Regions from separate parts of the Mus musculus genome. Here region 1 is linked to region 2. The links are chromatin contacts, found by Hi-C in ENCODE. All regions are on one chromosome and are shown on one strand. Each heading gives the region's core, a stretch centred on a gene start or an enhancer-like site at or near the end of the contact. The rest is flanking DNA. Distances are from core to core; before and after follow the strand shown. Region 1 has its middle 43 kb from the start of Serp2. Region 2 has its middle 38 kb from the start of Gm30365.

Region 1 (4,924 bases), core at 1,881-4,380, 270 kb before region 2:
AACTTCCGTCTGAGGGTTGAGCACCTCGCCCCTGTTTCAGTGCCTGCTTCACCATCACCATCACCAGAAGGTGTGTCTTGCCACCCTAGCTCACAGTACCCCCTGCCCCCACCTCTGCTTAGTCTCTAGCTCAATTTACAGAGGATTAATATTCAGAATATACAAAGAACTTAAAAAAGGAAACAAATGACTCAAGCAAAAATATAATAAGGAACTAAAAAGAGAATATTCAAAAGAAGAAAGACAAATGACCAATTGTATATTGAAAAAGCATTCAACATCCTTAGCCATAAGGGAAATGAAAATCAAACCTGCTTCTCATCCTAATTAGAATGGCTGTCATCAAGAAAACAAATGACAAACAATGGAGGCAAGGATATGGAGAAAGGAGCCCTTACTGCTGTTGGCAGGAGTGTAACTGGTGCAGCCACAATGACCATCAATGTGGAGGTGTGTAAGAAACTGAGTATAGAACTGTCATATGGTCCAGCTATACCACTCCTGAGTGAATCCCAAACAGCTCACATCCTACCTCAGAAATACTTTGAAATTGATGTTTATTCATCAATGATGTTATGCTTTGTTCATAACATCAAGGAAACAGACTTGGTTGGGATGCCCATCAACATGAACAAGGGTCTGAGGGACATAGGTAGGTTAGGAGACTGAAAGTAGGCTCTCTGATAAGGCAGCTGCTTGGTTTTGGAAGATATTACAAAGAAACCATTACTAGAAAGGTGGGGGTGGGGCTTAAGTATACACACACACACACACACACACACACACATAGTGTGTTGTGATCATAAAAAGAGAAAGAGCTATAAAGTTCTGGCGGGGTGTGGGGGTGCTCCGGCGGGCCCATGCTAAGGCATCCTGTTCCCCTGAGGGACCAGACACACATCGGTATAGAATAGAATAGATTTTATTTAGGGCATGGGGAGGGGAGTTAAGAGAGTAGTAGAGGCAGAGAAAGGCAGAGAGGAGGAGAGAGTAGAGAAGCAGGCCATGGCCACCTGGAGAGAGGGGAAGGGAATGTGGAGCAAGGGTGCAAGAGAGAGGCAGGAGCTAAAGTGGGTAAGAGGAGGGGCCAAGCAGCCCCTTTTATACTGGGTCAAGCCTACCTGGCTCTTGCCAGGTAATTGTAGGGAAGAGCATACCTGGCTGCTGCCATGAACTGTGGGGGTGGAGTTTATACAGAATACCAACACTGTGTGCATGGCAGGGTGGGGCTGGGGAGGAGTCCTATTCAGCTTCTATTTCCACTGGGAATAAAGAGGGTGGTGGATCCTTTTCCTTTTGGGTTAGGGGGTGGATGCCTTCATCTCAGAAGGCTGGACAGAGGTTTCTCCTTGGGGAACCAGGGCAGAGGCTTAAGCCACCTCTCTAAGCCAAGACCCCTTGGAACCACTTAACTTCCCAGGAAGGAAAGGGGAGGGGGCAATTCCCTAGTCTGTAGACCTGGGAAAGGTCCATATGGAAGCTCACTCCTTTGCTCTTGGCCACTTGAGCTGTGAGTAACTAAAGTGTAGGCACCTGGCAGTGGTTGTCTGGGGGAAGGGAAATCTTGCTCTTTTTGTTTTATTATTATTATTATTACTATTATTACTATTATTTTTAATTTACATTTCAAATTCTATTCTCTTTCCTCATTTCCCCTCTGAAACCCTCCCCCACCCCATCCCCCTGCTCAATAACCCACCCACTCCCACTACTTTTTGTTTCTTAATCTATTCTAGCACCGAGGCAAACATCAGGAGTTTTGACGTTTTCCAGAGCAGAGAAAAGAAACTGATACTCAGCCTTTCCTAGGGTTCAAGGTGGGGAGGGGAGGGCCTAAGATGCAAATGAGGGAGGCTGGGATTGAGCTGGGAGCGCATGTTCTTTCTGTCTCTGAAGCTGGGCATCCTCAGAGGTTTTGGCTGTTTGTCCTGAATCCACATGGCTTCTGTGGTGGCAGCGCAGTGCTCCCGCCACCTATCCAGCTCCTCCCCTATGTTCACGTTGTACGTGCAAAGCTTTCTGCTGGTCTTGCAAAAGTCACCGGACTCTGAAGGTCCCCAAACTGATAGAGTGGGGGAAGAAACTGGCTGTGAGGCTCAGCAGCAGGAAACACGCTTTAAACACAAGGCCCTGGGTTCCACCCCCACCCCCTGCCCTCCAGCACTACAATAGCCAAATCGTAGAGAAAATGGAGCAGACCTTCAGCCACCCTATCATAGAGTCATCTATTTGCTGATTTCTGAATGAGACTTAAGAGTTTTCCCACCAGATCTGGGACGCTCGGGGCAGTTTGCAGAGGCCCAAAGCCAGGTGCTGTAGAAGCTGTTGCCAGTAACAGCTAGAGGCAAAGGAGGGGTCAGTTTGCTCTGGGTTGGAGACTGGAGATGAGGGCTCTGCTGGGTCTTAGTGCCTGCTCGTTCTGCATCTCTAAGTTGGCTTTTTCCTGTTCTCTCCTCCTCACTGTATTTGAGTGGGGCACAAGAAAGGAACTGGATGGCATGACCTCTCCATGACATGGTTAAGACTTTTATTGTAGATTTCAGAGAACAGCCAGAGGCATCCGGAAGAGGCCAAAGCAGAGAGAGAGAGAGAGAGAGAGAGAGAGAGGTAGACCAGGGCTAGGGAAGTTGGAGAGAGCGAGGGAGAGAAGAGTGGAGATAGCAAGATAACAAGAGATAGAGAACAGAGCAGAGAGGGAAGGGAGAGAGCGAGAGAGAGAGAGAGAGAGAGAGAGAGAGAGAGAGAGGTAGACCAGGGCTAGGGAAGTTGGAGAGCGAGGGAGAGAAGAGTGGAGATAGCAAGATAACAAGAGATAGAGAACATAGCAGAGAGGGAAAGGTGGAGGGGGATGGGGGGGAGGGGAAGCGAGAGAGAACGGGAGAGAGCGAGGGAGAGAGCGAGAGAACACAGAATAACAAGAACAGAGGTAAAGAGAAGGATGAGTAAGAGAGGGACGCTGGGGGAGTTTAGGCATGAGGAGGAGGTGAGGAGATTCTGGGTGGAAACTTTGAAATGTATAACAGGTACTTTATACTGATGCGGAGGCAGCCTGGGGACCAGCATGGGCTTTGATAGGCTGACAGGTGCCAAGTGTAGCCTTCTGTGCCCAGAGGTAAGGGAAAGGGTTCCCAATTCACAGATCCTGAGCAGTGCTGGCTCTGATCCAACCACCAGAAACCCTACAACCCAGCTTCGGCTCATTTCTGGATATGTGGGCTGCCTTTTAGCGTTTGGGGAATCAGAGTCTCTTTTGGATCTGACATTCACTGTTGGCTTTTGTTTCTGTCCCATCATGCCTGGGACCCTATTTTTGTTTCCTTTCTCCTTGGCACTGTTTCCTCTAGTTGAGGGGAAAAAAGTGTTCTATATTCTCTAGATCACCGAGATCATTTATATTCTCATCACAGTTGCTCACAAGTTGTAAAACTGAGGGAAAAGGGAGTGGGTACTACAGAAGTTCTTTGAATGGTGGATACGGGCAAGATAATATTAGGAATTTATTAAGTATCTTATTGGTCAAAGAAAACACCACGAACAGGCATCCCTTCCCACTGGTCAATTAGGAAGGAGAGGATACAGGCATCTACTCCCATGTCTGTAAAAATATCCAGAGGACTCTGACAGAGGTGGAGGTGGGAAGGATCTGGAAGGTTCCGAGGTAACGTTTGTCTCTCTGAGTGGTCATCAACAAAGGTTGTCTGCACAGGTGCAGGGCCTAAACATAAACTGGAGGATAAAAAGAAGCCTGCAGTGGGGATAGCAATAAGAAAATTTACTAAGTCAACAGGGGAGAAAGTCTCCACAGCTGTGAGCAGATCCTGGCTGAGGGTGGAGAACTCTGGAATTTCCTGCTGGGCGAAGCAAAAGGGAGAGGCTGTTGTGGGCCCCTGTGTTTCTAAGCAGTTCACTGTAGGCATAATGTTATTGAGCATTGTGTAAATATTATCCTTGTATCACTCAAATGCTGATTTCTATGCCCCTATATCTAGTTGCAGTCCTTTTTCTAAGAAACTCCTGTCTCAATGTTGTGCGATGCTCCCTGAGTGGTTGACAAAGCTAGCTGATCAGCCAATGACTGATCAGGGAAGAGAACAGGGCCAAAAAGTGAGGAAGTGGGGCTTCAGCCACAGAAGAGAGTCCAGGAGAGACCCTGAAACAACAGCTCGAGCAGAAAAAACTATAAAATCCAAGTCTCTTGGGGATTTGGGCTGGGAGGTAGCCAGGTTAGCATAGAGGACTGAAATAGTGATACTGCTCAGTTGTTGTGCCCTTAAAGCTTGATAAATGAATATAGCCCCTTCTCAGTTATTTGGGAGCTAGCTGCGTTAAGAGGAAAACACAAACACTTATTAAAAATCCATTAACACTTCACAATTTCTTCTAAATGTTGTCAGTAAAGAAAGCACTTTCAGAGTAGCCCCTTGTAGCAATGGGTGAATTAAGTGTAACAGAAACCACTCACTCCTTCAAGGATAGGAGGACAAGAAAGGGTTAAGTGCTGGGGCTCTGAAGTCAGAATGCAATGTTCTAAGCAATGTTCTAAGCGCCCATGGTGACTCTCCTTCTAAGTTCTCATTTCCCATGGTTAAGAGCGACAGGGGCTTCTAGTTTCATTGCTGTCCTGTTCCTGATGCCTTCCCACCTCCAATGTCACCCCTTGGTCTGACCCTGGCTTGGTCCCCTGTGACCAGGGCATCTCTGAGGGTAGAGCGTGTTGTTATGCTAGCAGCCAAGAGCATCCCTAAGGATTTCCTCTGTGTGTGTTGCATTGTGGACTCTACTATTCCGATGTTCCTTGAGACTACGGCCACTTTTCCTCCTAATTGGGTACCCCCTGCCCCACTGGGATGGTTTCAGACATCTCCCTGTTGAGGAGCCACCATCTTTGTGATTAAAACTCTGGCCTCTTGGCTGTATAGTGAGG
Region 2 (4,646 bases), core at 274-2,773:
CCTTCCATTCATAACAGTCTGTGACTACAGTGTGAGCAGAGTCAGGAAGAGAACTACCCGGAACTACCCATTGCGAATGTTCTAGACTTACGAGTCAAAAGTTAGCATCTTTACTTCATGTTGTATGCAGCCTTAGTATCTCATCATAACAACAGGAATTGGACTACTACTGAAGAAATAATATTTATTAAGGACCCTCAATTTTTTCCCCTTTATTGCCCCCTCTCCCTTCCAGTGGCCCTGGCCTTCTGCATGGATAGTTCAGCTCCTAGCCATCCTGAGTGGTTCAACTGGACTGGGAGTACAGGGACAGAGATGACATTTCTCCAAAGCAGTTGCCTCCTCTCTTCCCCACTTTAGGTCCATGTTCATAGTTGTGCAAAATGTATTAGCTTTTACTCTAATTTCCCAAACTCAACTGGAAAATATGATTATAAATGTCTTTCCCTTTCTTGAGACTATCTACAGTGCTATCTGAGAAAGTCAGAAGTTAAACTGACCTCCTCAGGGGAGCAAAGACCTCTGAATTCCCCGTAGAGTAACAAAATGTATTAAACGGGGGATGGTTCAGGCCAGCATCCTAATTTTGCAGATGAGAAAACTGAACCCCAGAGCAGCTGGGAGGCTCTCAGTCTCACAGCTGGCTGCGGCCCAGCTGGGGCATGAATTTGTTTCCTTGGTTTCCTGACATTCTTTCTCCTCAGCTATACTTCCTCCTTGAAGAAGTGATGAGAGTCTCTGATACTTTTAAGTCTGTTGTTGGCATTTCTTTGGGAACCATGCAATGGTAGGTGTTAGGCGGTGGACATACATATAACCACTCGTTATTTATTTAACCTCACACCCATTGTAGACAGCAGAGAACCGAAGGACTGAGTAATGACATCCACAACCGCAACACCCACAACTACAACAGCACTGATGGGGCTGTGCTTCGCAATACAGCTCTCAATACAGGCAGGTATCTGAGGGACAAATGGGAGTCGCAGGAAAAGGAGCTCTGGTTCCTTCCCTCAGTTGGCATGGCAGCTCACGTCAAGTACAGTGGCGTTGTATCTGCCTATCGCCCAAGTTCCCCTACTAAAAAAATGCAAACAGTCAAACCAAGACAAAGAAAATGATTCAATAATGATGGCTGCTTGTCCCATGCTGATCAGTCAAACTGAGAAACAAATCAATTCAGGTCTGGCAGAAGTCCCCGAATGCTGCCGCTTTTCTTGTTATTTTGTTTTGTTTCTTGTTTTTTTGTTTGTTTTTGTTTTTGTTTTTGTTTTTTGTTTTTTTGGTTTTTTGTCTAGTCTTTTTAAACTTTGAATTTCTTCTGTGGCTCTTCATTCCTGCCCAGGGAAGCTGCTTGAATCTTGTTATCCCCATATCCTTTTTCAAGTTCTCCCAGTATTATTTAGTGCATAGGACTGAACACAAGGGACGGCTCCATAATTCCTTCCACAGTCAGCTCCAACCTTTCTTTCTACAGATGCTTCGTTCAGACAGCCTCGTCCAGGAATCAGGTCAGAGCCGTACCAGAGCTTGGCTGCTTCTCTGGAAATGCGGAGTGAACCACAGGATTTTTAGCAGAGCCTGTTTCAGCCAGTGATTGGAAATGATGAAGTGCTTTCAAGATCAGCATCTCAGATCACTCGTTTATGGTTGGCCTAGAAATGAATCATTTATTTTAGGTCTGGGCCTTAAGGGGAAAAAAAAAAAGCAAAATCAAAGCTTGGATGCTTTGTTTTCATGGTTCTCCTTATATCAGGCAAGGAGAAGAGGGAGGGCACTGTGGGCTTTAGTGGGAACGGCAACACAGCACTATTTCCCTTCCTTTGTTGGTAACATTTTCCTAGCTGCATCCACTTCCATTTTATGACTCAATTTACTGTGTTTAAAATTACACCACATTCTTCCTGCTATGCTTAGGTCAACTATACGTACTGTGTATACAGTGGGAAATTCTTCCTCACAGTGCTGGAGAGTGCTATGGCCTTTGTATTTGTGTCCTTGTTGCCATGGTGACCAGAAAAGGTTAAAGCCAGGGCCTTAGAGAGTAGAGTGGCTAAGCAAATAGCTATGACTCGGTGTGCACCTCAAGATGAGGATTAAAATGTCCTACAACCGCTGTCATAAAATTCACTTTCCATTTCTCTCGTGTGGGTTATTGCCTGATATACATATTCTCAAAACCATCTCACTCCACTTGGCCCTTCCTCTGTAAGGTACAGCTTCATGGCCATGTCTCTCTGACGATAACCTCTGCAAATCCAGGAGCAAAGCTTTATATCCACATGTGAAGAAGACACACCGATGAGAATATCAACAAGCCAGCCTATCTTCTTTGTGCCCTCCACTTTAAATCCATTTAGATGAGAATAATAAAGCATCACCCCTGTTTGTTTAAGAGGTTGCTAAATAAACTTGGGCAATGCTTAATAACACGGACTGTGTTAAACATTTACCAGCTGTGAGCACACAGACTCGCCTTTATGTTGGGCAATGATCCCCAGAGCCCCAACTCAATATTTCTTTATATACTTTAGCTGCCCTTGAGTTGAACTTAAAGGGCTTGTTTCAAAATTAACTTTGCATATAGGTAGAGAATGTCACACTTGCCAGGCCCAGGGCTGTCACAGCATGAAGAAAAGAGACCATTTTCTATTTCTAGTTTCAGGTTCAAAAGTAGGCTCGGGAAAGAACCTTCATTAAGTACTTTCCTGTCCCCTCTGCCCATTGCACAAGAGTAACAGTATATCCAGGCCCTTCAATTCATTGTTGAACTTTTAACTTACTTAGTACCTAAGTTTTCCACCATCTTGGTTTTTTTGCAATATATTTTCATGCTGCCAATATAATGGACATTAAGTCATAGGTTTACATTTAGGTGCTTATTTCCTGCTTTTAATGTAACTTCATACTTACTACATTAGCAAATCAAAAATATTTTAGCTTCTATCCTGGCCCCTGTTCTGCCATCTGGTGGACAAATGAGGAAGGGATGGGGATTAAATAATAGACACGTAGTTTTTCCTTTATGGGACCTGTAAGTGCGTCTATCAGCAAGTGTTTAGGGGGTGTTATTCATCAAACGGTGCCCAGGAAGGCACACAATCAAATGTCCTACTCTAGGGAATAACCGGTCCATTCGGTTCCTAGGAAGACTATGACCGGTTATGGAATCGACAGCCTCTTGTCTGGGTTAACAGAACAGTCAGTAAAATGCTTGCCTTACAAAGAGGGCCCTGACTTTAATACCTAAAACCCGTTAAAAAAAATAGCTCAGCATAGTGGCTTAGATGCCTACTAGTGTGGGGGAAGAGAGACAAGTGGCTCCCAGAGGCTCGATGATCAGCCAACCTAGCATGCTTGGTGCCTTCTAGGCCAGGAAGGCACCCTATATCAAAAACAAAACAAAACAAAACAAAACAAATAAAACCCCTTGTATTATGTAAAGGTGGATGGCACCTGGGTAGCAGACTCTCCAGACTGCCCTCTGGCTCCCCCATATAACCCTGCACACATTCAGTCTTCATACACCTTAACACCAACACACACAAACACAGAAAATCAAGGGAGAAAAGGGTTCCAACATTAGAGCTACAAAAAGGGTGACTTTCACTCACTTTAGTAGGGGGTCTAATGACATTGCACCCCTGACTACAGATGCTTTTCTAAGTAATATGGGGGTGGGTGGGAAGGAAAGACAAGAACAAGGGGAGAGAATATTTTGCATTAAGAGGAGAAAAAAATTGAGCACATTAGTATTCCTTAAACTACTGTAAAGTCAATCTCTCTCTCTCTCTCTCTCTCTCTCTCTCTCTCTCTCTCTCTCTCTCTCTCTCTCTCTCCCCCTCTCGCCCCCCTCTCATTAGATTTAGGACCTTGGACATGTTCAGTGAGCATTCTACAATTCTGAAGGATCTCTTTATGAGAAAATTATCCCTGTGCACACCCACCTTTTTATCAAATTTATTATTGTGTGATATGTAATATCCAACCTGTTACCAGTTTGGGGAAAGGGTTAGCCCTTCTCAAGTGAGCTTGAGTAAGCTTGGTGAAATGTCCCATGGGTAACCAAACCTGAATTCCCATCTCCTTCCCAAACTCATAAAGCAGAGACAGCTAGTTCATGCAGGCAACCTCATGGCTGCTAACTATCCCGTATATTCTGTGAGTATTGTGTATGCAGCATGAGTTTGGCTGAAAACACTACAGGGCAAAGGACATGCTGTTTGTGTTAAGAATAACTCGGAGCTCTTGGTTTGGTCCACTGCCATATGCCCTTTGATTTTACAGAGACATTGAAATTTGATGAAGGTACATCGTCAAATTCCAGAATCATTACTCATGGATAGTAAAAAAAAAAAAGTGGTGATATAGCTGCTACACTTCAATGGGGCCCCGGAAATTCCATCCCTGCTTCCTGACTCCTTCACTTAGCATCCTCTTGGCCATAGCTCAAGTGCACATTCGGTCAGAAATAACCTAGGCTTAAAGAGGGGGTGTGAACTCCATGTTTAACATTGCTGATTATAATAATCAATGGGATATTTTGACTACCTTGATATGGGATGCTTTTCTAAACAACATGAAAATTTCTGTTGGTCAAAAATAGACTTTAAAATTATAGCCTCTATGCTTTGTAGTGGTTTCTC

Evidence for each region. Hi-C counts contacts between places; a loop is a spot of excess contacts on that map.
Region 1: a map of adrenal gland shows a loop between it and region 2 (3-fold over the local background). The contact joins two enhancer-like sites. A Hi-C loop is called at or near these places in 2 of 37 maps with a recorded cell type or tissue (T-helper 1 cell and adrenal gland).

The regions. Positions count from the first base shown.
Region 1 is chr14:76,596,772-76,601,695 of GRCm38, forward strand. No RefSeq gene overlaps it. Among named protein-coding and RNA genes, the nearest start is that of Serp2, 43 kb to the left of the region's middle. Within about 2 kb of position 3,131, at least 3 of the 3 ENCODE cell types and tissues checked have a DNase peak (open chromatin) inside an H3K27ac peak, as active enhancers do.
Region 2 is chr14:76,873,218-76,877,863 of GRCm38, forward strand. No RefSeq gene overlaps it. Among named protein-coding and RNA genes, the nearest start is that of Gm30365, 38 kb to the left of the region's middle. Within about 2 kb of position 1,524, at least 2 of the 3 ENCODE cell types and tissues checked have a DNase peak (open chromatin) inside an H3K27ac peak, as active enhancers do.